Regions from separate parts of the Homo sapiens genome. Here region 2 is linked to region 1. A link is an interaction called in ENCODE POLR2A ChIA-PET data of the cell type or tissue named here. Cell type or tissue: OCI-LY7. All regions are shown on one strand.

Evidence for each region. Peaks named below come from ENCODE experiments on the same cell type or tissue, not always from the same donor. Only the 100,000 strongest peaks of a DNase experiment are listed, where the experiment ranks them.
Region 2: POLR2A ChIA-PET joins it to region 1 with 5 read pairs; 3 of 35 experiments call an interaction of 5 or more read pairs at or near these places.

The regions. Positions count from the first base shown.
Region 1 is chr12:95,391,874-95,394,373 of GRCh38, reverse strand. LOC105369917 (a long non-coding RNA gene) reads left to right here. Exons shown (of 11, transcript XR_001749265.1): 3 at 1,908-2,051. Among named protein-coding and RNA genes, the nearest start is that of METAP2, 81 kb to the left of the region's middle. In OCI-LY7, no CTCF peak of the experiment used is centred here; a DNase peak (open chromatin) is centred at 993.
Region 2 is chr12:95,513,556-95,516,055 of GRCh38, reverse strand. METAP2 (methionyl aminopeptidase 2) reads right to left here. Exons shown (of 11, transcript NM_006838.4): 11 at 217-2,404. The coding sequence ends at 2,152. Among named protein-coding and RNA genes, the nearest start is that of USP44, 37 kb to the left of the region's middle. In OCI-LY7, no CTCF peak of the experiment used is centred here; no DNase peak of the experiment used is centred here.

The DNA of each region.
Region 1 (2,500 bases):
ATACAAATAGAATTATACAACATAGAGTCTTTTGTGACTGGCTTCTTTCACTTAGCATAATGCTTTTGAGGTGCATCCAGGCTGGGCACAGGCATAGGAACTCATGCCTGTAATCCCAGGACTTTTGGGAGGCCAAGTCGGGAGGATCACTTGACCCCAGGAGGTCAAGACCAGCCTGGGCAACATAGGGAGACACTGTCTCTACAAAAAAAAAAGAAAGCCAGGCACGGTGGCATGCGCCTGTCATCCCAGCTACTTGGGAGGCTGAGGCAGAAGGAGAGCTTGAGCCCAGGAGTTCAAGGCTACAGTGAGCCATGATTGTACCACTGTACTCCAGCCTGAGTGATACAGCAAAACCATGTCTCAAAAAAAAGGTATATCCCTGTTGCAGCATGTATCAGTACTTCATTTCTTCTTATGGCTGAATAATATTTCATTGTATGGATATATCGCACATTATTTTTCTGTCCATCAGTTAATGAACATTTGTATTTCTACTTTTTGGCAGCTGTGAATAATGCTACTACATTCTTGTACAAGTTTTTGTGTGGATTTATGTTTCCATTTCCATTTCTAAGACTGGAATTGCTGGGTCACATGATAACTCTATTTTTAACCTTCTGAGCAACTTCCAGATAGTTTCTCAAAAGAGATTTTCCGATCATCTTAAGAAGCCCTGTCCTGCCCTTTCCTTTACTCTTGCCCATCACTTTATTCATTTCCTCTTAGCACTATTCACAATCTGAAATTAAATTTTCATTTATTGAGTTTAGTTTTTGCAACTAGAATGTGAGCTGTGTAGTGCGAGGGAGTCAAAGCCCTGTAACTCAGTCACAAGAAATATAAAAGCACATACAGGAAGCTATATGGATGTAATAACCTTAGTTAAAAACATTTTTTATATGTCGGTTTTTTTCCTAAGCAAACCAAAACTTAATATGACAACCTGATCATTTAAAAGTTTTTGGATTTTTAAAAAATATTAATCCTCTTATTGTGACTTATACCAACCATTCATGACATGCTTGGACTTTCTAGTTTGTCCTGAACATCCCTCCTTCTTAAACAACTAGTTATTTTATTTTAGGACTAAATTTACCATACAAGATTCTTCCACAAATAAAATTATTTCTCTTTAAGCTTTCTTACCAATAAAGAATACCTCTTTATTTTTGTAACTGTCTTTGGCTGAGCACAGTGGCTCATGCCTATAATCCCAGCACTTTGGGAGGCCAAGGCGGGTGGATCACCTGAGGTTAGGCGTTCGAGACCAGCCTGGCCAACATGGTGAAACCCTGTCTCTCCTAAAAATACAAAAATTAGCCAGGTGTGGTGGCACGCGCCTGTAGTCCCAGCTACTCGGGAGGCTGAGGCAGGAGAATGGCGTGAACCCTGGAGGCAGAGCTTGCAGTGAGCCGAGATTGCGCCACTGCACTCCCGCCTGGGCCACAGAGCGAGACTCCGTCTCAAAAAAAAAAAAAAAAAAAAAAAAAAAAAAAAAAAACTGTCTTTATATCTCTTTTATTTCCTGGTTCCTTTTACCTTGTTTTACACATGATCTTTAAATAAGCTTTGAATTAGAAAAAAACTGTTCAACTTTTTTAAGAGGAAACACTTTTTTTTAGAAAGAATGTTTTCCTACAATTATATTTTTATTGGAAAATACCCAAATAATGAAATTTCTATTATTTAATTTAATAAAACTTTATATTCTAAATTATGATGAATTTGTCTGCAAGTATCCTATTACATTTACCTAATTATTTTGTTTTAATATATTGTTTACCTAGATTATTTATGAAAACTGCAATAGTCATTTAAAGTTATGGAACTACTGTTGCAAAACTGTAACCGAGACAGTGAAAAAGATATGACCTAACTAACTCCATTTGCTTCTAACCTCCAAGGTGTCCTTGTTCATTCCTGGACTTTGGGAGAAATTTAATTTATAGTTGAGCTTTGAAACAAAGGCAATAACAATCCTTTCCCAAAACAGACCTCCTTACTCCATGTGGACTAGACTGCCTGAAGCCACAAGATTAGAAGTTACGGTAATTATACTAAATAATTCAAGATGTAGCTATTTTCATTAAACCAATATCAATGTCTTATTTATTAAAGATTACACAAGCAAAGATCATTCTGTCTTGAGATGGGCTTATAGTTTTGTAACCTCTGTGACAAATTTTGACACCTTATAGTATTTGGCCCGGATAAGTATGAAATTGCTTGATTAATAAATGCAAACAAAAATGTATTCTGGTAATTCTTGAGACATTTCAACTATTACTTTACCAATAATTTTAAAGCTAGCTTATTTATTAATTTTACTTGTTACATAACTTGAAAAAGCATTTGACTAGTCTTTTCCTTTTTAGTATCTGGCTTGTGTTTTTATTTTTTAAGCTGATTAATTAGAACTCTTTTATATATTTTTAGGAATGAAACACTGTATATGCAAAACACAAATACATAGACATACTAGGCATGCCAATGGAAA
Region 2 (2,500 bases), 120 kb before region 1:
ATGGGGGGAGGCTTGGAAAAGGGGGATATTATTGGGGGGGGGTCTGGGAAATCTGTAGTACTTTCCACTAAATTTTAGTGTGAAAAATGTCTCAAAATACCAACAATAAAATTAAAACCTAAACAATAAACAGAAACTTAGATTTCTTACTATTTATCTTAAATCTCAACATGGACGTCTACATTCTGCTAAGTTGATCTAACAAAAAACAACATGTTTTAGTTGTAAAATAATTTACTAAAGGCACTATTGTTAAACATCAAACTAATAACTTGTTGCCAATAAGGTACATCGTTGTAAACATAACAAAATTTTAAGAGATACATGGCTAATAAGCAAACAATACAATTTTTAGTTACAGCTTTCCTACTTACAAGATCATGTCCCTTCCAGCCATTACAAGGGCATACAGTGATGCCATTGCTCCCAACAGTTACCTGGGAAGGGAGCTTGGAGCTCCTAATTGGTTTGAGATCATGACTGCCAAGGTCTTTAAAAGCTCCAAAAGTCTTCACTCATAAAGGTCAATTCTAAAATTGCTGGGTTTAGAAATCAAGATACTTGCTTTATACTTCCACATCAAAAAGATACGGACTCAACCCCAAAGGAGCTAGCTGGAGGGCCCAGCCCTGACAGTATGTCCAGGCATGAACTGGCGAGCTCTGCTGCTAGCCACAGCATCACAGAGAATGGAGACATTAGTCAAATGTGGCTACTGAACATTAGCACCATAATAAACATAGCTCATACAGCTAAAACCTAGATTGTTTCCCGACAAGGTAACATTCATTTATAGCTCTAATGCTGAAAGAGCAGCTTTTTAATGTAACAGATGATCTAGGTACACAAGTCATAGGTTTCTCTTCCTAGGATAAAAACGTTCAACAAAATACAAACTAAACAGCATCCCAGAGGCAATAAAATCTCATTGTACTGAAACATATACAAATTAAGGCTACCTTGATATATAAATGATTTAGAAATTATGATGGAACATTCCCATAAAATTATTTAAATATAAGAATTCAATTTGTCAAAGAATCAGTAGTGGGCCTCAGTTCAAACAAATTAATATTACCATCGTTACATTCAACTTAATACACTTAGCCGCTATAAGGAAAGTAACTGTAACGTCACTTCCTGAAATACCACTAGTAATGTTAAGAATCCAAACCTGTCAAAGGGGAAGGTATTACAGCATTTGCCTCATGAATGAAAAAGTCCAAGAATTTCAACTTAATTTTTCTAACTAGAACAAGATCCAAACATGGGAAGTTTTTTTTTTTCTTCTTTGCTTTTGTGGCTTTAATACCCTTTTGGTTTTCTGAGCAAGCTGAATACATTCCCTGATAAACACCACCACTGGACAAAGGATCTAAACATTGAGATTTTTACTAAATCAAGGTTTTGAGTTGGCACAATGTTCCTACTAAGTCAAGTTTCAATTAGCACATCTTTCCAATGTCAGGAGAAAAAAAGACAAGGACTACTATGTCCTACAAAGAATGGTGAAATATTCCTAAAGCTGTATATTTATGAAGAAAAGGTGATTGTCCCTTTTTATGCATGTGTAGATCTTGTTTTAGCCACTATGCCAGAAAAGTCTCAGTGTAGAGGTCTACATTTCAGATAAATGTCTCTGCATTTGCCTACATTAAGTTTAGCTATTTATCCTGTCCAGAATTATAACCACAGACATTGAGATGTAGCTCTCAGATCTGAAAATGTCTTTATTTTTTAGAAAATGGATTCCAGGAAGGTTAAAAAGCAACACCAGAGGGTATAGGTGCAGAACTGGATGTAGTCATTCAAAGCATTCAAGTAAGAATATGGCAATATAAATATCCAAAAAGTATCTCTTAGGTATTCAAAACAAAACGTATAAGTCATTCCTAACTAATTTGAGCTTTATAGCATTTTCCTAGACAGGAAGGGGAAAAACAGTTAGCATTTAAAAGTCCGGAAAGCTTTTTCGTTGGTTAATTACATTAGACGGTTTGCCTTTGTCCAAATTCCTTCTTTTTTAAACATGGATAAAAGTATTACATGGGTCCACTGTTAAAACAGACAACATGTGGCAAATTAATTCTGGTATCATGTTTTCCAACAAAGCTCAGAAAATAAAGGTGTTGAGGTGGCTTTGGACTAAGTTTAATAGTCATCTCCTCTGCTGACAACTTCTTTACATGTTGGACGCAACAGGATGGTATGTTCAAATTGCGCTGTATATGATCCTTTAATGTCACATAATGGTGGATATGGATCTACAATGCCCAAGTCACACAGATTCTTCAGAGCCATCAAGTATTTACTTTCTCCCAAGCGATCCAGCCATCTGCGGCAGAAGGCAAGGGTTCCAAAGTTTTCATTGATGACATTTAACAAGTGTTTTGTTCTTGGAAGCCTAAGAGGAGAAAATCCAAAATTAACTGTTGGCAAAAGAGTTACGAACTGATTTCCCTCATTAAGAAAAGCCCAGACCTTAGCTGTGTCCTAGTAG